Linked DNA regions of Homo sapiens: region 2 is linked to region 1. A link is an interaction called in ENCODE POLR2A ChIA-PET data of the cell type or tissue named here. Cell type or tissue: Panc1. All regions are shown on one strand. Each heading gives the region's core, and the rest is flanking DNA. Links, peaks and the distances in the headings are about the cores only.

Region 1 (12,659 bases), core at 2,436-10,435:
CTGCTATCAAATAAGCATAAGACTGCTATAAATAAAATAGATAAATATCAAACAAGCACAAATAAATAAGCAAATACATAAGCAAAATAAATAAATATCGAATAAGCATAAGACTGCTATCAAATAAAATAAATATCAAATAAGCATAAATAAGTAAATATCAAATAAGCATAAGACTGCTATCAAATAAATATCAAATAAGCATAAATAAATAAGCCAAATAAATATCAAATATGCATAAGACTGCTATCAAATAAATTAGAACTGACTGCTATCAAATAAGCATAAGACTGCTATCAAATAAATAAGCATAAGACTGCTATCAAATAAATTTCTTAAAGATATGGGATCATGCCTGGCTTTAAAAGAAATAGTAATTGCGAGATATGGTGGCACATGCTCAGTGAACTGTTTTAATCTGGCTTTCAAGGAAACTGGGCTTTATGGGATTATAAGGAGGTCAAGAACGTGGTATATCTTCTGTTGGATGTAAAATTGATGTTTATAGTTCAGTAGTGTCACTTCTTTGATAGTGGGCAACCAGGGACACGCTCACATGATGGTTAATAAAGGCTCTTCAGACACTAGATTTAAATTCTGCATTCATCCATGTAGTAAGCATTGACTAATTTAATCGCATGGAGAATGAGCCAGGGAGACAGCTTTGTTTTCCTGTATCCATCCTGCTCATGAGACTCCGCCGCTCTCAAAGGCTTTACCTGCCTGCCTGCGGAAGTCACACACACCAGAACAGGTGCCCCACCTGCTGTAGGGGGAAAGCAGAGCCAGTCTGGGGCAAAGTAAAATAACCCGTGTTGAATCCTCACTCTAGCACTCAATGGTAGTATGACCTTGAGCATTTAGCCCTTCGGAGCTTGCTTTCACATCTGCAAAGTGGGCATAATAATACATCACATGGCTGTTATGAGCATTAATGAAACAGCAGGAGAGAGTGCCCAGCTTATGTTGTGGAATACAGAAGGGCTCAGGAAATGGTACTTGTTATTTAGACATTTAAAAGAAAACATTCCTTTTCATGAAATGAGACGGCCCCAGCACCAGACATCTGGTGCCTGGTTCTCAACACTGTACACCATAGATAACTTTCCGTTCCTGACAGCCAACAACGAGAAAGTTTACTTCCCCCAAAATTGTTCTTCTGGAATTACAGCCATTCTGTGATTTATTTGCCTCTGTTCCTGCCCCACAAGGGCCACTGCAGTGCAGTTAAACCCCCAGTCTGTTCAGGGGCAGAACTAATCTTAACCACCGTGTGAGGGAGTCTGGGGGCTGGGAGAAACTCACAGTGTACAGTTACAGTAAGTTGCAAGAATAAAATCTCACGTGACTCTGGGACAAGTTTTAAATTTTAAAGTCTCTTCCAGGTGCTTTCTCTGGAACAACAACAACAAAAAAGTTAAAAGCTCACGTAAAAGGACACTTTATTTTTTTTAAAAGAGCCATCTTGAAATATGTAAGCACAAACATTTCCCAATAGAGACGTCCATAATTTTCGTTCTGTGTTGCACATTCTCGTCTTGAATTGTAGTGGGGGGCCTCGATGTGTGCAGTAATTATTGTCAGTCCTTGGTTGACTCATGCATTCCTAGCTGTCGCAGTGAGATCTGTGTTTATGTGAAATATGGAAACGATTTTTACCCCCGCTTTCTTTTGTGCTTGAGTTTGGATGGAGCAGCTGAATGCTCTTTCTTTGTTATTTTTAGGGGGTCTTCAGTTTTGGAGCTCTAGTTTAGGCTTGAGGAGGGCCAGCTGTCAGCGTGGCTTGGGCTGGTCTTTATGAGATCTGGCCTGTGTTTCTGCAGTTAGAACCTGATTCTGAATCCAACTCCCTTCCACCGACATGGGAGGCTCTCACTTCTACAATTTTATTTGCCTCACATTGAAAACAGAATGGAAACTCAAGTAACAGTAGTGGAATCTGCACTGAAAGAATATTTTTTTTTTTTTTCTCTGAATCCATCTCCTTTATTGGGAGCCATTTGTCTTGAGTCCTGGCCACTTTTTTCCTTTTTACTTCCAAATGACTTTCTGTTTGGGTGTTCTAAGGATGGGGGGGTATAGGCTGTGTTTTTAAAGCTCAGAGTTTAACTACAGAAAAACAAAACCAGAAAAGAATATGTTCCTCCCCCTTTTTAAACAATTTGTCCTCCTTGGAAAGAAAGTTTTACTATGTAGAATTTAGGAAATGTTTGTGAAAATGATCACAGGCTGTAAAGGAGTGTCCAAGCTGCTTTCATTGTGGCCAGCATGGCATTCTCATGATATCTGTAGCAAGCCTTTAAGTGTCTTGGCAGATAGAGTTTCTTCCTTCACAGCATAATGTTTTTCCAACTGCAGTGTTGTAGCTGCTTCATGTGCCGTGATACATGGCTAGGTGTCAAGATAGTTTTACAGGGGGAAGAACCCAAAAGGACTTTTAAAAGATGCAGGTTTCAGGAAAAAAGGAGAGTGATTTTTACAAAGGGAGTTTTAAATAAAAAGGCATTTGTTTGTGCTTTCTTCATGGGCAGACCTTTTCAAAGATGGCATTGTAAAAAGAGGATGTGCATTTCATTCCTTTATTAACAGAGGCCCTAGAGGCACGGCTGTCTTGAAGGACCTGGGGCTGCTGCTATGGAGATGAGTGTCACAGCTCCGGGACTTTAAGGAACTCCACTTTGCTCAGGCGTCAGACACATGAATAAACACGGTGCAGTCCAGAGGGGCAGAAGGGAGAAGTGATGAATCTTGCTGGTGAGGAAGCTGGTGCGTGGTTGGTGTCCAGAGAAGGCCTCAAAAAGGAGGAGAAGCTTCTGGGGAGCCTTGGAGGATCAGGAGGAGTTGGCCAGACCAGATAGGTGTGTGGGTGATGCTGTAGGCAGAAGAAGAGCAAATGCAAATGCATGGAGTGTGGAAGCAGCGAGGTGTGTTAGGAGAAGGAATCCCAGCTCCCGAGGCTGGAGTGCAGGTTGCAAGAGGAGGACGGGCGGAGGAGGAGCTTGGCCAGCAGGCCTCGGGCCAGCTTTGGGAGGCCTTTGCTTGTCATATGGTCATGTCATTCAGGCTGTACTCACCTTTCTTGAGAGGACTTCTTGGATAAGTGCCATTCTGCAGCCCCGGTGCCTGCCTTAGCCTTCTTCCAAGCACTTACCGCCTGCCCTGTTCTGGGTTTGTGTGTTCGCTGCCTCTCTTCCGTCATAAGGACGGAAGCCCCAGCAGAGCAGGACGTTCTTCTGTGATGGCTCCCCTGGTGCCTGGCGGTGAGTGATGTTAGGGGATTTGGACTCATCTTTGTAGTGAATGATGGGAGGATCACTGAAGGTCTAAATCAGGGGAGTCACATGAGTGCATTTGGGTGTTTGAAGAGCAGTGTGGATGGCAGGAGAGCTGATGACAAGTATTTAGGGAGAGCCTCCATGCACATTGATTGGGAGTCCATTAGCAGTCCTGCTCTTCAGGCTACCTTGGGTGGGCCCAAGCTTTGCTGGCCTAGTTAATTACCAATAGCTAGTATCAATGTCATTCCATCAGTGACATTTTGAAACTACTAGAAATTACAGAGAAGCAGCCAGACACCGTGGCTCACTTCTGTAATCCCAGCACTTTGGGAGGCTGAGGCAGGTGGATCATCTGAGGTCAGGAGTTCGAGACCAGCCTGACCAATATGGTGAAACCCCATCTCTACTAAAAATACAGAAAAAAAAAAAAAATTGCTGGGCTTTGTGGTGTGCTCCTGTAGTCCTAGCTACTCAGGAGGCTGAGACAGGAGAATTGCTTGAAAGTGGGAGGCAGAGGTTGCAGTGAGCCGAGATTGTACCACTGCTCTCCAGCCTGGGTCACTCTGCTCAAAAATAAATAAATAAATAATAAAAATAAAAATTACAAAGAAGCTCAGAATTTTTTTTTTTCACTCTGCAAAGCTGATAGCTGCCCAGGTATTCCAATAAAAGCCATGATGTTATAATGTTACAATCATTTTTGATAGTTCAGTGATTGAAAAATCTGAAGGAATTGTCTTTTTTTGAAATGCTTTGAAATAAAGTTGGTTCTTTATGTAAAAATAGGTTTTTTTAGGTCCTTAAATTGGCTTCAGGACATCCTGACCTCACAGCCATGTGCATTTCATAGTTGGGCTATTTGCAAAGTTAAAAGAAGATAAGAAAGTAGACATTCTGCAGTTCTTCTGAGAGAATTGATATGATGTCTCATTCTGTTTGCTGGGCCCATGAGGGAATGAACTGTTTCATATATAGGGATTTTCCTGATAACCGAACCTTAAGACCTGGTTTAAGGTCTTTAAACCTGGATATTTTTAAGACCTGGATATTTTTAATTTTTCCCTGTAGTTTTGGATGGAAACCTTTCTAAAATAAATTTTTAACTTTTTGGGCTTACAGAGTACATTCAACCTGAGTTAATGATTTCTTCATTCCTTGCTTATGAAAGAATGAATTATTCAGAATCACTGAAGTGTGTGGTTACCATAATGACAGGGCCTACCGATACTCGTATGACTACTTTGCCGAGTGACCCCAGAATGCCATGTTTTCTAAGTTACTGTCCTTGGCTTTTAGGTAACCGATGCTCCAAGTAACACACACTGGCTCCTCTTTTGGATTTACTAAACTTGTCTCTCTTGAAGGCTGGGAAACAAAAGAACTTTTCTGCTTTCTAAAATGAGAACAAACAGGCCTTGGGTGAAGGTCTGTCTTTTTTTTTTTTTTTTTTTGAGACATAGTTTCGCTCTTGTTGCCCAGGCTGGAGTGCAATGGCACGATCTCGGCTCACCGCAACCTCCGCCTCCTGGGTTCAAGTGATTCTCCTGCCTCAGCCTCCCAAGTAGCTGGGGTTACAGGCACCTGCCAGCACGCACAGCTAATTTTTGTGTTTTTAGTAGAGACAGGGTCTCGCCATGTTCGCCAGGCTGGTCTTGAACTCCTGACCTCGGGTGATCCATCCACCTTGGCCTCCCAAAGTGCTGGAATTACAGGTGTGAGCCACCGCGCCCGGCCCGAAGGTCTGTCTTAGAAGGCCTTAAGTCAAGCGAATGTACTTGATGGCATAGGTTTTATCATATCTTTAACATTTCAAAGAAGGAGGACTCATTTTGTTTTTTCAAGTCTTTCTAACGCTGAACCATCCATATCCGAAAAAAAAAAATGATATTATTACTTCTGCTGGCATCACTGCTGGGTTTGCAGGGTAAAAACAACACCCCCAAGCCTTCTTACACTGTTTGCCTAGAGGTCCCCTGGCTTGCCTTTTGGTTCCAAGTTGTGTGAGGTGAGGTGTTACTGTACTTAAGGTTTTTTTATCATCTTTGACAATGGTGGTTATTTATTGGTCGTCGACCACGTGTAAGGCACTACAAACAGCACAGGGAAATGACTTCTTTCTAGAAACTTACATTCTAGTTTGGAGGAGGACGTAGTGGAGCAGAGCTAGCCACAGTACTTGGAATTTGTCAGAGGTGCAGCAGGGTGGCTCCGCCCCAGGAAGGCCTAGGGCTGGGGAGTCCTCCTGTCCCCAGAAGACTGACATTTGACTGAGAGTGCAGCTTTCAGGGGGACTTGGATGGAGCTGAGAGGGAGCAAGAGGCCCTGGGAAATGCCCAATAGCAGAATCAGCCCCATCTGTCAGCGGGTGGCATAAGGTGGCCAGAACACCACACCTGAGTTGAAGCTTGTCTATACATGCCGGTGGGTAGGGAGGACAGCAAGGGCCGCAGCAGATGGAGGAGGTGACCATTTCCACCGGGGAGGGGGCGTGAAAACTTCATGGATGAGGGTGGATTATTGCTGGGTCCTGCCTAATGAGCACAGTGCTGGATTGGAGAAGGGGAGGGAAGGGCGCCCAGGGGGAGAGATGGTGGCCAGGAGGGACGAGGTGGAGAAGGGCCAGGCGTGTGTTGTAACTCTGAGGTGCTGGCTTCTTAGCAGAACTTGTTCTACCTCCCGGCTTCTCTGGCTGAGCCTCCCAGTGGGAAGACAATGGGTTCTGGAGTCGGATGGGCCTGGACCTCAAGACCAGTTCTACCACTTTTTAGCTGTGTCATCTTCAGCAATGTCCCCAGTCCCTCTCCATCAGCTTCCTCGTGTACAAGGGAGATCAGGAGTGATCTTGCAGACTTTTCAGAAGGAAAAAACAAGACTTAGATTTAACCATGAACAATGTAAACATAGTATATGCTCAGTAAATGGTGATTTCCTTGGGCCAGCTCTTCCGCAGGGCCCTGGTCTGGAGCCTCCTGAGGCCCGCAGTCTCTGCCCAACTTTCTGACTCACTCACAGCCACTGTCAAGTCAGCAGGCACAGGAGGAAAGGCATGACCTCATCTTCTTCCCACACTTCTCCTCTCTCTTTTGTGCCACATTTTCTGTCTAGTGTAGAGTTTGAACCTGGTCCAAACCCTTGGCACCCTCTTTGGCTAGTTTTTGCCTTTCATGTGATGTCGTAGTCCATCATCTCATCCTGTCCATTTCTTTCTCCCATGACACTATAGTCTACGGCTGTGCCAGGGGCACACCACCCCACATCCGGATGGCCCAGCTGCCTTCCCAAGGGCATCTCTGACTCTAGCAAGCCCCCGTCTATCTTGCACATTCTTTAGACCCTGCTGAACTCAATCCTTCCACGGTCCTTTACTTTGGCCATATCTTTCCCATCTAACCTTGTTTTTGTTTTCCATTAGTTCCAAGAACAATAATAGCTAATATTGATGTGTGCTGGGTATGTTGAAGGACTTTATATTGCCCCCCCCCACTTTTTTTTTTTTGAGACGGAGTCTTGCTTTGTCACCCGGGCTGGAGTGCAGTGGTGCGATCTCAGCTCACTGCAACCTCCGCCTCCCGGGTTCAAGCGATTCCCCTGCCTCAGCCTCCCGAGTAGCTGGGACTACAGGCATATGCCACCATGCCTAGCTAATTTTTTATGTTTTTTAGTAGAGACGGGGTTTCACCATGTGAGCCAGGATGGTGTTGATCTCCTGACCTCATGATCTGCTCACCTCAGCCTCCCAAAGTGCTGGGATTGCAGGTGTGAACCACTGCTCCCAGCTGTCCCATTTTTTTTTTTTATAACCCCATGAGGTAGGTGTGATAACTATTGCCATTCACAGTGACTCACGCCTGTAATCCCAGCACTTTGGGAGGCCGAGGTGGACGGATCACAAGGTCAGGAGATCGAGACCATCCTGGCCAACATGGTGAAACCCCGTCTATACTAAAAATACAAAAATTAGTTGGGTGTGGTGGCACGTGCCTGTAATCCCAGCTACTTGGGAGGCTGAGGCAGGAGAATCATTTGAACCAGGGAGTCGGAGGTTGCAGTGAGCTGAGATCATGCCACTGCACTCCAGCCTGGTGACAGACCAAAACTCTGTTTCAAAAAGAAAAAAAAAATAGTGGAGAGAACTGAGCATGGGAAAATTAAGTGATTGTCTAAGTTGCACAGCTAGTCAGTGTTTGAATCCAGGCGACCTGACTCCAGACCCTATATGTCAGACCCACTCTGACTTCACTGTCTTCTAGATGCTCTGTAAGAGCCGGGCTCTGTCGTTCACCTCTACTCGTTACCCTGTAGAGTAGACACTCCCTAAATGCATGCGCTCACTGTACAACGTCCTCATTCCTCTTCTGTGCCTTGTTTATGCCATTCTCCCCCAGCATCGTGGCAGGAGGTGGAGGCAGGGGTCATTGCTCTGAATGTGAACTCAGACAGCTTGGGCTTCAGATTTCAACCACTTTCCAGGTCACTCTTTTAAGCTACAGTTTCACCCTAAAAAAATGGCGATAATCATTGTGCCCACCTCCTGGAGCTTGTATGATGAACACATCAAATTTTGCGAGTCAATGCTTTAGTCCTATGCCTAACGCATAGAAAATGATAAACTAACAATAGCCCCACTAGCTCTATCATCTAACTTTGTCCATTATTTTCTGGCCCCTTTCAACGTGTGTGTGCTCTCTGGCACTTGTCTAACGTCTTCAGCTCATAATGAACTAGATACTTGTTCCTGTTTGACCATAGATTAGCTGTGTGACTTTGAGCAAGTTACTACATTTTATAAGCCTAAGATGCACCATGGTGATCACGGAGGGTTCTTTGGGGACTGAAGGAGGAATGTGTGTATCATGGTAAGCACTCAGTCCATTTTAGTTTCTTTGCCTTCTTCCTTCCTTCATCACCAACTTCCCTCCACTGACCAGCAGGCCCTCCATAAAAGCTCATTGATAGACTCGATACCTCACTTAGTTTAGAAGAAAGGGAGGTTCCTATTGTATGGGATAGCCTGGGTTGTAGTCAGTTAGCAGGGAACTCTAGAAAGTTGTAGAGTCCTGCCCTGTACGTTTTTTTGTTGTTGTTGTTTTGCTTTTTTTTTTTTTTCCTTTTAAAGATGTACTCTTAGTGGTAGTTCTAAGTATGGCCAGACCTTATAAAATAAAAAAAAATTTATACAATTTTGACATCCTCTGAACTCATCCATTCAGCAAATAATTCTTGAATATCTCCTCTGTCCCAAGAACTGTTGTAGCTGTTGGCGGCATGATGTGGACCAAAACAGTCGTGGTTTTTGTTTTCATGGGGTTTGTTGTTGGGAGACAGACACCAGCCATCCATAGAGTAAACTACATAGCGAGATGTGCTAGGAAGGGAAATGATAGGTATCCCGAGATACGAAATAAGGGGGATTTAGAGTTGAGGGCCAGGGAAGTGTTCCCAGTGAAAAGGATGTGTGAGCAGAGATCTGAGGGCCCAGGAGGAGTACCCAGGTACAGAGGCAGTGGAGTACCTTCAGATTTAATCATCACTCCTTTTCTTTTAATGTAATATACTATTTAGTATTTTATTAAGCTTGGATGATGACAGATGATAATTATTCTTAAAATCTGGAGGCATCCAAATATGCTGTCACTGGCTGCTTTTATCTCACTATAAATAGTACGTGTGTTGGGCTGGGTGAGGAAGGCTGAATTGTATTTAAGCACAACCAGTGCATTGTGTGTGTGTTTTTTTTAAATTATACTTGGGGCCAGTTCTGTCAGTAAAGCCCATCCAGGCACTTTGTCACATTATGGATAGCGCTGTCTGGGCTTGCCTGCCCAGGGCAGGTGCTCTTTATTTTAATTTGTATTACGTATATTTGCTCTGAAAGTTGTTTTTGTTGAAACTTGAAAAGCCAGGTGCTTGCAGCTAGAGAATGGGCAGACTTATTGGAAATTTGCTGAACAAGGTTTGTTACCATGAAGTAGGGACACCCTCAGCCAAGTGTAATGGGCTATGTAGAGAATTGTCCATCAAAACCCCCAGTATGATGGCCACTATGGAACTGGACTTCTATTTCAGGACTGGCATTTCCTGAAGCGTTATGGCAGGGTCTCTCAAAGTGAGGTGCCTGGGATAGTAAAGAGATTACGTTATAAGAGACACAAACGTGACAGGGAACTACTGTGTCACTGATGGTTCCAGCACCTTGCTGTCCAGTCTGTTTGATGAGGTCAAGGAAAGATTCTCTCTGTAGCTGTCATTTTTCCAGCACCTTTTATTTGCAAATTTTTCTTTTAGCATGAATAAGCAGGCCCTGGGAGACAGTTCCATCTAGCTAAGTTTGCTTTGCTTTCATATTTATATTCATGTTATTTATTTATTGAGAGGGAGTCTTGCTTTGTTGCCGTGGCTGGAGTGCAATGATGCGATCTTGGCTCACTGCAACCTCCGCCTCCTGGATTGAAGCAATTCTCCTGCCTCAGACTCCCCAGTAGCTGGGATTGCATGCCTCTGTGCCACCATGCCTGGCTACTTTTTATAATTTTAGTAGAGATGGGGTTTCACCATGTTGGCCAGGCTGGTCTCGAACTCTTGACCTCAAGCGATCTGCCTGCCTCAGCCTCCCAAAGTGTGCATTCATGGTATTTCTATTTATGGCAAGCAACACATATTTATAGCAGTGACTTAAAGGTTCTTATAAAAATGAAATTAAAAATGAATTGATTTGTTAAACAAGTAAATAAGTAGAAATGACACTCAGATTTGGTAAAATCATGAGGGTAGTACTTGAATGACTGAATGACTGAAGTTTGGGAATACTGTCTTGGCGTAATATGGATTTTTTTTCTTCCACTGTCTGGTATTTAGTTTCTGTTTCTGAGGACCTACTTAAAATTTGGATGTTAAAATCTGATAACACAATAATACACTACTTCTTACCCACTATTATGGCTATACTAAAAACGATGGATGATAACTAGTGTTGGTGAAGATGTGAAGAAATTGGAATCTTCATAAATTGCTGGCAGGAATGTAACATGGTGCAGCTCCTCTGGGAAACAGTTTGGCAGTTCCTCAGAATGTTCAAGAGTTACCACATGACTCAACAGTTCCACTCCTAGGTATATCCCCAAGAGAACTGAGAACGTACATTCACCTAAAAACCTATACATGAATGTTCATAGCAACATTATTTATAATAGCCAAAAAGAGGAAACAAACCCAAGTGTCCATCAACTGATGAATGGATAAAAATGTGGTATATCTATACAATGGAATATTAGTCAGCCATGAAGAGGACTGAAGTACTGGTGCAGGCTGCAACATAGATAAACCTTGATCACCTGATGATATATGAAATAAGACAAAGATAAAAGGTTGCATATTGTATGAAATGATTTATATGAAATATTCAGAACAGGCAAATCATAGAGATAGAAAGTACATTCGTTCTCAGCACTTTGGGAGGCCAAGGCAGGTGGAGTTCCTGAACTTAGGAATTTGAGACCAGCCTGGACAACATGGTGAAACCCTGTCTCTACAAACACAAAAATTAGCTGGGCATGGTAGCTTGCATCTGTAGTCCCAGCTACTTGGGAGGCTGAAGGTGGGAGGATTGCTTGAACCTGGGAGGCAGAGGTTGCAGTCAGCTGAGATTGCACCACTGCACTCCAGCCTGGGCAATGGAGTGAGACCCTGTCTCAAAAAAAAAAAAAAAAAAAAAAAAAAAAAAGGAAAGAAAGTAGGTTCTTTATTACAGGAGTTGGGAGAATAAGAAATAAAGAATGATGGCTCGTGGGTAGGGTTTCTTTTTGGGGTGATGGAAATGTTCTCAAATTACAGTAGACCCTTGAACAATGTAGGTTTGAACTTCACAGGTCCACTTATAAGTAGATTTTTTTTTTCAGTAAACGTACTGGAAAATTTTTTGGAGATTTGCAACAATTTGAAAAAACTTTGTAGTCTCAAAATATCAGAAAAAATTAAGAAAAAGGTATGTCATGAATGCATAAAATATATGTAGATATAAATCTGTGTGTTAATAGACTTTATGTTATCTGTAAAACTTCTGGTCAACAGTAGGCTATTAGCAGTTAAGCTTTGGGAAAGTCAAATGTTACACATGGATTTTTTACTATGAGGGGGTTGGCATGCCTAACCCCAAGTTAGTTCAAGGGTCAGCTGTAGATAGTGGTGATTGTTGCATAACCTTGTGGAAATACTAAAATCCACTGAATTGTACACTTTAAAAGAGAAAATTTTATGGTACATGAATTACATCTTAATAAGAAAGATCTGGTAGCAAAAGAACATAGGACTGGTGATAGAAGGCTTTTTGTGGAGGTGTTGTCTAGCGTTGCCAATGGAATGGGACTGGTGTCATCGTCCCACTGTTTAATAGGATGGTGCTTTTCCTGATGGTGCCCACGTAGCCTTTGGTGCCAAAATCCTATTGTAGGCTGACATGAGCAAGCTCCAACTGGCTGGACAAAGTGTAATACTAGGTTTTTATCTTCACAGTAGCACTCTGAGGTCTCTGGATTATTCATATATTTATTATTCATATGCGATGATGATGGGGGAGGAGGGCTTAAAGTTGGGTGGTAGAGTAGGGGCCTGAACCCTGGTCTTTATACTTTCTTTCTACTATTATTTGTAAACAAACTATCACGCACTTGAGAGGTAGCCAATCAGTTGCAAAATGGGGTTGAAGATGAGAAAGTTCAGTCTTGCCAGATTAACTTGCTTATTTAAGGATTTATGCTAATGAATTTTTTCTTTGATGCCAGTATAAATATTGACTCAAGATGTCATTAACAGCAATAATAAAGTACTCTTTAATTTGCAAAGAACTGTCAAACACAGTACTTCGTTATTTTCTTACTTTATTTATTTATTTAGAGATGAGGCCTTGCTCTGTTGGCCAGGCTGGAGTGCAGTGGCACGATCTTAGCTCACTGCAGCCTCTAAGTCCTGGGCTCAAGCGATCCTCCCACTTTAGCCTCCCAAAGTGCTGGGATTACAGGCATGAGCCATTATGCCCACCCTATCTTAGTATAAAGCTGAGGAAACTGAGGTCTAGGGATTAAGCAACTTCTGTACACAGAGAGGAAATCAGGAAGTCAAGCTGGTTCTTAAGCCCAAGTTGTCTGACTCTGTGTCCGCTATATTTGAATTTTTCCATAATGGCTTCCTGTTGCTTTGGTGTGTGGGGAGGCGTTCGTTCTTCATTCATTCAGTAGTTATTTACTAAGTGCCTCCTAGAATCTGTTCTAGGAGGTGGAGAAGATACTGCAGGTAATAAGACAGATGAGATCCCTAATTCTACGGTGCAGATGTTTTAGAGGAGGTGACAGACAGGAAGCCATTATCCTAATAGAGTCGGTAATTTCA
Region 2 (12,659 bases), core at 1,322-9,321, 61 kb after region 1:
TTAAAACCAACTAGCTGGGTGTGGTGGCACGTACCTGTTGTCCCAGCTACTTGAGAGGCTAAGGTGGGAGGATTGCTTGAGACTGGGAGGCTGCTGTGAGCCTTGATTGTACCACCGCATCCACCCTGAGTGACAGAGTGAGACCTTGTCTCCAAAAAAAGAAAAAAAAAAAAAAAAAGCAAGAGAGTAATGTCAATTCAGGTCCTTTACCCATTTTTAAAATCAGGTTCTTTGTGTTTTGTTTTTTTTTTTTTTGCTGTTGAGTTCTTTGAGTTCCTTATATACTTTGGGTATTAACCCCTTATCTGATGTATGGTTTGCAGATATTTTTTAGGTTGACTCTGCCTTGTCAATTATTTCCTTTGCTATGCAGAAGCTTTTTAATTTGATGTAATCCCACTTGTCTGTTTTTGCTTTTGTCACCTGTGCTTTTGCAGTCAGAGCCAAAAGATCATTGCCCATAACTGAGCCTATTGATTATACTCCAGCTGTTTCTGTTGGCATTGGTCAGTGTAAAATTTAAACTTGGTTAGATTTTTTTGGATTTCTCAGAATATGATGCTTAACATTCCAGAGGCGCTAATTCCTTGTAGGTAATTGATGGAGTGCCTGTCAAATGCTTGCTCTGCCCGCTAATTGTTGCATAAGATAAATGTTGGATTCTGAAGGAGAGAGAGGTATGGACTGTGAGGTGGGAGCCTGGGAGGGTAGGTGGGATTTGCATTGGCGGATGGGAGCATGTATGGTAGAGGAGATGAATGCTATTCTTCAAACACACTCGCCCACAAAACATAGATAGACCACCATCGGGGAAGGGCGGTGTCTTAGATAAGGTTTCCTAGAGCAGAGTCTTAGGTGTACATCCTTGTGAAAGCAATTTTGAGGGTATGTGCTCCAAGTAAAACTGGTAAGGGAGAGAGAAAGGCAGAATGATGACGGGGAGGCAGCAAGGATGCCTCTCAGGTGCAGCGTAGCCTTGACCTACTATGCAGGACGAAGCATCCTGGTGGAGCCACACAGCTCCGGGTTCTGGTGGCCCTGCTCGGGCGAGGCAGCTCCGTCAGCTGAGGGCCATTCTTCTGAGAAGGGGCAGCTGTGTGCTTTAGCAGCTGACATTCCCAGCAGCGGGGGGTGGTAGTGGCGGTAGTGAGACTCTAGATGGGCTCCAGAGCTTCTACCAGAAGAAATGAGTAGCTCAGACTCTGTGGAGCTGAGGGTGGGAGATAAAGTTGGACTGGTTGCCTGAGACTATATTGGCAGGTATGGAGTGCCAGGCTGGGGAGCATGGGCTTTCTTCCACAGGTGACAAGTTGACAGCTGCTTTTACATTAATACCTCTATTACTCAGCTAGGCCTGCCATACGGGGTGGTAGAAGTTCAAAGTCAAGGAGTCAGTGGAGATGGCTTCATTCTGAGGACCCTCTCCTTGGTGTGCAAATGGTGGTCTTCTTCCTCTGTTCTCGTGTGGTCTTCCCTCCATATATGTCTGTGTCTTAATCTTATGGGACACCAGTCATGTCAGATTGAGCCCACCCTAATGACTTCCATTTTAACTTAACCACCTCTTTAGAGACCCTATCTCCTAATACAGTCACATTCTGGGTACTGGGGGTGAGAATTTGAACACAGGAATTTTAGGGGACACAGTTCAGCCCATAATAACATCTAAACATAAGAACCACCAAAAGGGAGGCTGCTGTATAAGGGTAGCTACAGGGCGATGTGGTCCTGGGCAAGGCTGGTGATGGGTGATTCAGTGAAAGAAAGACTAAGAATGCTGGAGGCCACTGGGAAGCACATCAGAAGGCCTCAGGAAGCAGCACAGCCTAGTGGTTATGAATGTGGCCTCTGAGTTGAACCACTTCAGTTCAGATCCCAGCTCTGCCACTTACTAGCTGTTGTGGGACCCTTAGTCAAGGTATGTAATCTTTCCAAGCCATGCTCTTCTCTTTAATAGTGTTGACTATTCGAAAATGTTTTGGGGTAAGGGTGAGAAAGGCCAGCAAGGCTAGGGAGAAGCAAGTGTCCAATGTGACAGGGAACCTGCGTGGTGACAAAAATTGGAAAGTCAGAAAAGAGGCCATTTGGAAGGAAGAGATGTTAGGTATTTTGAGCATAATTGAGTTTGAGGCAATAGAGGAAAACTCACATGGTTATGTTCAGAACATGAGTGAAAATAATTTTTAAGTTCAGGCTAGCGTTGGTCCCTTGACTTCTGGAAATTCACTTAAGAAGAGACACTGCGATGTTCTCTGGTTTGCCTACTTTCCTGCCAAGTCCCTCTAGCTGCAGTTTGGGGAAGAGGTGCTGGTGAGAGACAGAGACTCCTAATTTTGCTTGTGACACAGGGAGATAATTACCATCAAAATGCAGACACCATTTTATAGCTTAGTTACCAGGTGTTCTTGCGATGTGCCCAGGATATTTTCAGAATATAAACTCTGGTAGACAAATACTCTGCAGACTTAGTCCCCAGCCCTGGGGGTTTCTCTGTGTTCCATTCTTCATTATTCTTTGTACCTGGGCACCCACCCTTCTCAGAAGAGAGCTCTAAGTTGTTCAACATCATTACTGTTGTCCTATCATAGAAAAGGCATTCACCACTCTGTTTTGATGCCACACTCCTGGGAAATGAGAGTTACTGATATAGAAGTAATTATCAATATGTGTGTTTTCAGGGAGCATCAATTTTGTGGAAATGTTCTAGTTTACTTTTGCTTCTAAGATTTGGAGAATCTGGATCCTGGCCTCATGTTTTCAGATATGGTCCGAAATTGACATGTTGAGATGTCAATCAATTACAAATTGAGTAGAATTGATAGATTATGCATTAATGGCCACGGTTTAAAATATGGGGGTTCTACTCTGGAAGACTGAAAGCTCAGTCCCTGCCCCTGTGACTTGGTATCTCTCCTGAAAATGAGCTGTCCTCTGTGAATCTCCTGGTGGCCATGTCTAGCTCCGTCACACTGGCTAGTCAGTCCTTTCAATCCTTAGAATCAGGTCACAGTTTCACTTCAGAGATCTCTTCCATTACAACCAGGCTGGGTAGGGTTGAAGGGTAGCTTTTTGTTTTCGTTTTTGTTTTTTTTGGTAGAGACGGGGCTTCATTATTTTCTCTAGGCTGATCTTGAACTCTCGAGCTCAAGTGATCTACCTGCCTCAGACTCCCAAAGTGTTGGGATTATTACAGGTGTGTGCCCACACGCTGGGCCTAAGGGTACCTTTTTATGTCTGCCCAGGGCTTGGCACAGTCTCACTGGCCTTCACCAAATATTTCCCTGCCTTGACTCCAAGATTTCCTTGCTGTTCTTTACCAACCAGAAAAATCATTGTTGTCATTGTTAGATTGTAGAAGGTAAGATTGAAGTTCTCACATGAGATATTAAAAACCATGTCCTTTGAGACCAGTATCATAGTTCAAACTCAGCCATGTGGATTTGAAGTTAAGATTAACTCGTATATATGAATGCATATATGTATAAATAGTACTAAAATAAACGGTATAAGGTTGTGTATTTTCTATGGGAAAGCAGTGTCCTAAGTTGTTTACATGTGTTACCTTACTTAATTCTCACAGCCACCCTATGTTGGTGCTATCCTTGTCCCTATTTATTCTCATTTTATAGATGGGGCACAGAGACATTGTGTGACTTGCTCAACAATAAACAGCTAATAAGGGCTGTGCGTGGTGGTTCACACCTGTAATCCCAGCACTTTGGGAGGCTGAGGTGGGCGGATCACCTGTGGTCAGGAGTTTGAGACCAGCCTGGCCAACATGGCAAAACGCCATCTCTACTAAACATACAAAAATTAGCTGGGTGTGGTGGCACGCACCTGTAATCCCAGCTACTTGGGAGGCTGAGGTAGGAGAATCACTTGAACCCAGGAGGCACAGGTTGCAGTGAGCCAAGATGGCGCCACTGTGCTCCAGCCTGGGAGACAGAGGCAGACTCCATCTTAAAAAAAAAAAAAAAAAAAATGGGCAGCTAGTAAGTCTAGCCAGGATCACATCCAGAGTTCCAAGCAATACTCCTAGTCAATAGTAGCACTGCTACTGATTGCTTTTTCTTTTCTTTTCTTTCTTGTTTTTTTTTTTTTTTTTTTTTTTTTGAGACAGAGTCTCACTCTGTTACCCAGGCTGGAGTGCAGTGGTACACTCTTCGCTCACTGCAACTTCTGCCTCCTGGGCTCAAGCAATCCTCCCATCTCATCATCCCAAGTAGCTGGGACTACAGGCGTGTGCCACCACGCCTGGCTAATTTTTATATTTTTTTCGTAGGGACTGGGTATCGCCATGTTGCCCAGGCTGGTCTCGAAGTCCTGAGCTCAAGCAATCCATTGTCCACCTTGGCCTCCCAAAGTGCTGGGGTAACAGGCAAGAACCGCCGTGCCCAGCCTTGCTAGTAATTTTCATGAACTAACTCATCTAATTCTCACTGCAGCTCTATGCAAGAGATATTATCAGTATCACTCCTTTACAGAAGAGGAAAGGGAGGCCACAGATGTTTAAGTGATTTGCTCAGAGCTAGAGTCATAACCCTGGCACCTGGCTCCTAAGCCTCTGCTTCTTGCCACTATACATCGTCATTCAAATCCCTCAGCTCATTCTAAGGTTTCAAAGAAGAATGTAAGTTAAATATTGCCAATATCTGTAAACACATGAATGACCTCAGTCCCTGTTCAGACACGGGGTTGGTGTTGGTTTGGGGGAGGGGAAATAAACACCAAGAATCATCTCTGAATTGATCTCCACTCTTTGCATTGCTGTGTTACTCCTGTTTCAGACCTCACCTCCACCCGCGACAACCCAGTCCCCTGAAAGCACTATGGATACCTCACTGAAGAAGGAGAAGTCAGCCATCCTGGATCTTTATATTCCTCCTCCGCCTGCTGTTCCCTACTCTCCCCGGTATGTTGCTGTCCATTGTCATGGTATGCTTGTCTCCTGTTGGTGTCATTTGTAAATGGTGGTGTGAAAAGAGGATCTTGAGAGAGGAAGTTGCTGAGCCACAGTGTGACAGGGCTGAATCTTGAACTGCCGTTAAAAGTATGATCAGCCTTATTTTATAGGAGTGTAGGGACATATCTGGGTTCTGTGGGGCTTGAAGCTATACAGTTTGGTGGGGAGGGCCCTTCTGAGAAAAGAATATGGCAGTATTGGCCAGGTGTGGTCGCTCACACCTGTAATCCCAGCACTTTGGGTGGCTGAGGCGGGCAGATCACTTGAGCTCAGGAGTTCAAGACCAGCCTGGGCAACATGGTAAAACCTCATCTCTATAAAAAAATACAAAAATTAGCTGAGTTTGGTGGCAGATGCCTGTAGTCCCAGCTACTCAGGAGGTTGAGGCAGGAAAATCGCTTGAGCCTAGGAGGTGGAGGTTGCAGTGAGCAGAGTTTGTGCCATTGCAATCCAGCCTGGGTGACAGAGCGAGACCCTGTCTCAAAAAAGAAACAAAAGGATATAGCAATACCTTACTTTTGAAAAACGAATGAAAACGTGCTCTCCTGGGGCCTTGGAAGGGTCTATTGGGGGCCCTGCAGGTTAAGTTTCATTAACTCCATGGTAAATTCATCTTGAGGGGGTAGATAATAAGTATTTCTGTGAGATTAATGAGAGTTGCAGCTTGATTTTGCTGAGAAAGATGTGTTCTTCATAGAACTTGAAAAAAAACCTATGTGGCCAGGTATGGTGTCTCACGCCAATATTTCCAGCACTTTGGAAGGCCAGTTCAGAGGATTGCTTGAGCCCAGAAGTTCAAGACCAGCCTGGGGAATATAGTGAGGCCCCATCTCTACAAAAAATTTAAAAAATTAGCTGGGTGTGGTTGTGTGCACCCGTGGTCCTAGCTACTCAGGAGGCTGAGGTGGTAGGATCACTGGAGCCCAGGAGGTCGAGGCTGCAGTACAATACACCATGATCATACCACTGCACTCCAGCCTGGACAACAGAGTGAGACCTAGTCTCAAAAACAAAAAAACAAAAAACAGAAAAACTCAGACCTTGTGAGTGTAGGTATGAACATTTCATATTTGTGTGTGTGTGTGTGTGTGTGTGTGTGTGTGTGTGTACCATAAATTCTTAAAAAGATAGTTGCTTTCTTCATGGCTAACTTGAATACTGTATGGTATAATGAGGGTGGTATATAGAGTGTACAGGATGATTTAGGTGTGATCTAGGCTTATTTTTATCAACTCACATATTTATATATGTTGATAAAACTAGACAATCTGGCTCATTTATTCAGCATATCTTTCCTGAGTATTGGGTCTGGGTTACCCTCTGACACAAAACAGACTCGGTCTTTGACCCTACAGAACTGCCAGGGTCTTATTCAACAATTCAAGCATATATTGAGAAATATATGATTAGGTTATAATATTTCATAAAACAAAGTTCAGGCTGGATTTTATTACAGTGACATTTTACTTTCTATCAGAATTTTTTGTTTGTTGGTTTTCATTTGAAGCTGAGGTATTTGCTTCATTGTATTTCTTCTGCATTGGGTGCAGAGATTCAACATTGTTTTCCATTTCCTTGAGTCTTGGCTTACTCAGAACTTATTATAGCGTGTAGAGAATGTACCTCAGGTGATCGGGGCATTCTGGTTTGCAGGATCTTAAGTGTGTTTAAAGTTACAGGTAGTCTTTCCCTCTGCATATAGAGAGCATGACATTCCACTACTAATGTGTGGATTGTTCTATCAGAAACTGGAGGAAGGCACCCTCCCTTGATCCAGAATATTCTTGTCTGGGTTCCTGGAGTAGTGGCAAGAAAAGGGGTGCTGTGTACATAGTGAGAGATAAAGGAACCTGGGGCTAGGAGGAGAGCTGGATTAAACTGCTCGGGAAGACGCTTTTGAGAGTGCACACACACCACTCATGAAGGATTTTCTGAGGAATGAAAAATGGGAATGGATTACTGAGAAACAAGTCATGAGTCATGAAAGCTTTGTGAATGGGGAGTTATATGCCCGGTTTAAAGGTATGGAAGGAGATATATTTGTGGGTGGGAGGGGTAGGTGGATGCCATCCCACCTGGGAATACCACACACAGACATGGCTGATTAGTAGATTGCTTTGGGACTCAGTTGATTCTGTATTTTGTCTAGCAGTTTTTGTCCTGATTTGCCTAATGGAATTTACCAAGTGCAAAAAAACTAAGCAGCTGGTAACTTGGACTCAAATTAATCCTACAGTTTAAACTGACATGTAGATAGAATTAGAATGGAATCAGTGATCCAACTTTTGCTGGTTTTTGTAGTATTTGATTCAGAAAAGAATCACTCTCCATTGGTTACTATAAAGGTTCCTTTGTATCTTTTGACATGGTTTTCAAATCTAACAACTTCATAATATATCAAGTCTTTTTTGCTGGATTTTGGCAGAGATCCGACTCTTGGCATGAGCAACGTGGTTCGCTAGAGCATACCTTAATGTGTGATTGCTGTAGTAAATAGGATATTCAGCTACACACAGAAGCACAGGAAAACTAGAGCTGTCTTTTCAAAGCTATATTTGTTTGGATATTAAAAAAAACCCTGCATTTACTCTTCTTTTTTTTTTTTTTTTTTTTTGAGATGGAGTCTCGCTCCATTGCCCAGGCTGGAGTGCAGTGGCATGATCTCAGCTCACTGTAACCTCCGCCTCCTGGGTTCAAGCACTTCTCCTGCCTCAGTCTCCCAAGTAGCTCCTGCCACCACACCTGGCTAATTTTTGTATTTTTAGTAGAGATGGGGTTTCACCTTGTTTGTCAGGCTGGTCTTGAACTCCTGACCTCAGGTGATCCACCTGCCTTGGCCTCCCAAAGTGCTGGGATTACAGGCGGGAGCCGCTGTGTCCGGCCTGCATTTATTCTTATTTCATCACGTCATGGTATTTTGCTTATTTAATAGGATCTGTATGTATTTGAGCGGCAACTGGGGTTGACAAAAGGAATGCTTTTCCTCCAGTGGAAAAGGAGAATTTAAATTATCTTCTGTGTGCTGGAGGTAGCAGCACTGCTGGAATTCTTCAGTATGAGAACATCTTTGTAAACAACTTAATTATTGTCCATATTATCTTCCAGGGATGAGAATGGCAGTTTTGTTTATGGAGGGTCCAGTAAGTGCAAACAACCATTGCCTGGTCCTAAGGGTTCAGAGTCCCCGAATTCCTTCTTGGACCAGGAAAGCCGGAGACGAAGATTCACCATTGCAGACTCGGATCAGTTGCCTGGGTACTCGGTGGAAACCAACATTCTGCCCACAAAAATGAGAGAGAAAACACCATCTTATGGTAAGTTTCAAGTGTTTGTTTTGTTCTGCCGTTGGCCTTGACTTCTCCTCCCCGCCCCCTGCCTTAGTTGGAACTGTTGGATGAATTTGGCAGACTTCAAGAGTAATCTGAGGAAAACATAAACCTCAATGAAATTCTAAGTATGAGACCTTTATTCATCTCTGTCAAGCGGATCCTTGTTGAGTCATTACTCTGCCTGGCATGAAAGCCCAACTGGGTGAGATCATGTTACAGTTTTAACTTTCAGTGCCTGGGTTTTAGCTTTGGAGTTGCTTTGCTCTGTAGACTCACAGGCTCAAGTTTAATGTGCCTCTATCTTAGTAGCACTCTATTTCCTGCTATGGAAATACAGTGCTTTAAAATACTTTTATTTTAAAATTTGTTATTGCTTCTGTCTAAGTGGGTGTGGTATTGTGAGGTCTAAGTTATACATAAAGGGAACGGTTCACTAAAGTTCCAGAACTCATCAAACTTGTCACCTTCTTTCTCGTCCCTCTGAAGGCAAGCCACGGCCTTTGTCCATGCCTGCTGATGGGAACTGGATGGGGATTGTGGACCCTTTTGCCAGACCTCGAGGTCATGGCAGGAAAGGTACGTTTCATCCAAGCAAACCAAGGAACAGCAAATGGGGAGTGAACAGCCCCAGGGCCTGGTTTCACCTCTGTTTCTAAATGTGTTATAATAAGTAGACTGAGTACTTGGCCTTTCTGAGTCCCGTTTTCTCATCTGTAAAATTAGGACTGCTGAAGATCTTTAAGATCCTACTTATTTCTAGAATGGCAAAATTATATAATCCTAGTTAGTGATTGTAAATATCCTAATTAGCATTGAGTGCTGTAAAAAGGCTATAGACTTTAATGGTCTAATTTTTATTCATTTACTTTTTAGAGACAGGATCTTGCTCTGTTACACAGGCTGGAGTGCAGTGGCGTGATCATACCTCACTACAGCCTTGAGCTCCTGGACTCAAGTGATCCTCCTGCCTCAGCCTCCTGAGTAGCAGGGACTACAGGTGCACGCCACCACGGCTGGCTAATTTTTTTTTTTTTTTTGGTAGAGACAGAGTCTCAATATGTTGTCCAGGCTGGTCTCAAACTCCTAGCTGTAAGTGGTCTTCCTGCCTCAGCCTCCCAAAGTGCTGGAATTACGGGGATGTGCCACCATACCCAGCCAATAGTCTAATTTTTTAATGAATAGAAATAAATTATTCATTAAACAATCTTTTTCAAAATTTATTTTTAAAAATTGAGATGGGGTCTTACTATGTTGCCCAGGCTGGCCTTGAACTCCTGGGTTCAAGTGATCCTCCCACTTCAGCTTCCTGAATAGCTGGTGTTACAGACGTGTGCCACCATGCCCAGCTTTCATTAAACAATCTTATTCTAAATTTTGTTGCTTTTATTTTTGGAGTCTGTTTGATTTCTGATGAACAAACATGGATTTTTTTTTCTTCCAAGTCCTTCTTATGTTAGAAGGCAGTTACTATTTGAAAAGAAATTTGTGTTTAATTCACCCTGTAATCAAAGTCCCTGGTTATTATGCTGGTCTTGAGTGAAATGTTTTAAAACATTCTCATTTTATTGCCAGATTGCATTTGATTGTCATCATTGGCAGAACATTATAACATTGTTTTTGCAGTTGTTGAAACAAAGGGCAGTTGAAAAGTTAAAGTACAATAGGCTTTAGATAGTAAAAGGAAGAAGAAAAAATTCTGGAAGCCTAACCTTCCAAAGGGATTGATTGACCCCTGACCCTTTCTAGGGACTTGGTAAAGTTTGTCACCTAAGTACCCATATCACCTGTATTATGCTAAAGTGAAAAAGGGAAAGATGCCTGGGTACCTACCATTCAGGATCCCCTTAGTTAACGTGTGAGTATCCATGGAGCAGTCAGCAGGTGGCAGGGCTGTCCGTTGTTTAGATTTAGACACGTTAACATCTTCCTTGCCGTTCATCTGAGCCAGGGTTGAGCCTTTTATTTATTTTATACATGGAGAGATGAAGTGTCAGGGTTATGGGGTGTGAAATTGGGAAATGGAAAAATACTTGTTCCCTCCACTCCTCCTTGCATATTTTTCTTGCATGATTGTTTTGGAATAAAGGTATCTATCTATACACAGCCACTTAAAAAAATAACAGTTTTATTGAGATATAACTCTTTGCATGAAATTCAGCTTTTTAAAATATACAGTCAGGTGGGTTTTAGTATATTCACGGAGTTGTACCCCAGTTGCCACTATTCCAGAACATTTTTGTCACTCCAAAAAGAAACCTTGTGCCTTTTAGCAGTCACTCCCAATTCCGTCCTTCTTCAGCCCCTGACAGGCACTCATCTACTCTGTGGATTTGCCTGTTCTGGACATTTCATATAAATAGACTTATGCAACATGTGGCTTTTTGACAATGGGCACTTTTTCAATGTGACTGTTCCCCTTTCATTACAAAAGCAAAGCAAGTACATTGAAAAACATGGAAGGCATGAGAAAATAAAACTCAGCTGGAATCTGTTTCTCTGACCTAAGAAATAATCACTGTGAATGTTTCGTGTGATTTCCAGTTGTTCCTGTATTTACATTTATATACTTAGAAAAATGTGCAAAATGGGAGAAGTTGGCCAGGTGCGGTGGCTCACACCTGTAATCCCAGCACTTTGGGAGGCCAAGGCAGGCGGATCACGAGGTCAGCAGTTCGAGACCAGCCTGGCCAACATGGTGAAACCCCGTCTCTACTAAAAATACAAAAATTGGCCAGGTGTGGTGGTGGGCGCCTGTAGTCTCAGCTATTCGGGAGGCTGAGGCAGGAGAATCTCTTGAACCTGGGAGGCGGAGGTTTCAGTGAGCCCAGACCTCTCCATTGCACTCCAGCCTGGGCAACAGAGTGAGACTCCGTCTCAAAAAAAGGGGAGAAGTAAATATTCAATAATACTATGTAAAAATGAATATTATCTACACCATATTTGAAAAGAATATAGCCGTATTAGAATGCCATCTTATGGCTCTAGCGCCTATTTATTCAACGTGCCACTGTTGGAAATTTAGGTTTTTTTTTTTTTTTTTTTTTTTCAAATTCTAAAATTTGAAAAAGGCTAAAATTTTCTAAATTCTAAAATTTAGAAAACTTAGAATTTAGAAAATTTAGAAAATTCTAAAATTCAAATTCTAAAATTTGAAAAAGGTTTCAGTAGGCTAGGTGTGGTGGCTCATGCCTCTAATCCCAACACTTTGGGATGCTGAGGCAGGTGGATTGCTTGGTCTCAGGATTTCGAGACCGGCTGGGTGTGGTTGTGCGCACCTGTAGTCCCAGCTACTTGGGAGGCTGAGGTGGGAGGATCGCTTGAGCCTGGGAGATGGAGGCTGCAACTAGCTGAGATGGCACCACTGTACTCCAGCCTGAATGACAGTGAGACCCTGTCTCAAAAAATAAAAATAAGCATAAAAATAAATGTTTCAGTAAGCATCCGTGAGTCCATAGATCTTTGCACATTTTGGGGTGTAGAATTTCCGCTTCACAAGGATGCTACATGTTACCAAAGTGTACTGTATTTTAAGTTTCTATTCAGTTTCTTAACATTCCAGCCACATCCCAGGGGGTCTGCTGGCAGTTAGGGCAGGATCACTCTTTTCCTTGTTCGGGAATGTTCCTGAATGCCCAGCTTGAATGCCCTGCATTAAACAATGCATAAACAGTTCTGTTCAGCCATCGCGGGGACACTACACTCTATGGTCCCCACCCACTAAAGGAGACCCGTGTGCTACCTCTCAGGCGCTAAAGCAGCCTAAAGTATGAGGGACCCTTCCCATTTCTGCTTCCAGAGCACCCATTGGTGGGCCCAGCCACAGGTGGGACCTTGTGGCCAATCCAGGGAGGAGAGCAGTAAAGGTATGGTGCCCACATTCAGGGTGGTGGCAGAAGTCTGGGCAGGCCGAGGGCCCTCCAAAGAGCACTGTGTAGGGGATTGTGATTTTTTTTTTTTTTTCCTGGAGGGGACAGAGTCTCGCTCTGTCAACAGCCTGGAGTGCAGTGGCGCGATCTTGGCTCACTGCAACCTCCGCCTCTCGGGTTCAAACGTTTCTCTGAGTAGCTGGGACTACAGGCGCCCGCCACCACGCCAGCTAATTTTTGTATTTTCAGTAGAGACGGGGTTTCACCATGTTGGCCAGGATGGTCTAGATCTCTTGACCTCGTGATCCACCCACCTCGACCTCCCAAAGTGCGGAGATTACAGGTGTGAGCCACCACGCCCGGCTGGGATTGTGACTTAATGGACTTTGTCTGGAAACAGGGGAGGATGCCCTTTGCCGGTATTTCAGTAACGAGCGGATTCCTCCGATCATTGAAGAGAGCTCCTCTCCCCCATACCGGTTCTCCAGACCCACGACCGAG

The links. Peaks named below come from ENCODE experiments on the same cell type or tissue, not always from the same donor. Only the 100,000 strongest peaks of a DNase experiment are listed, where the experiment ranks them.
Region 2: POLR2A ChIA-PET joins it to region 1 with 10 read pairs; 3 of 35 experiments call an interaction of 5 or more read pairs at or near these places.

Annotation. Positions count from the first base shown.
Region 1 is chr6:154,468,528-154,481,186 of GRCh38, reverse strand. The region is part of intron 1 of CNKSR3 (CNKSR family member 3); the gene reads left to right. Among named protein-coding and RNA genes, the nearest start is that of CNKSR3, 36 kb to the left of the region's middle. RefSeq lists a silencer at 4,055-4,255. In Panc1, for the core only: no CTCF peak of the experiment used is centred there; a DNase peak (open chromatin) is centred at 6,201.
Region 2 is chr6:154,406,552-154,419,210 of GRCh38, reverse strand. CNKSR3 (CNKSR family member 3) reads left to right here. Exons shown (of 13, transcript NM_173515.4): 10 at 4,788-4,912; 11 at 8,069-8,277; 12 at 8,779-8,868; 13 at 12,559-12,659. Among named protein-coding and RNA genes, the nearest start is that of IPCEF1, 56 kb to the right of the region's middle. In Panc1, for the core only: no CTCF peak of the experiment used is centred there; a DNase peak (open chromatin) is centred at 8,480; H3K27ac peaks cover 446 bases.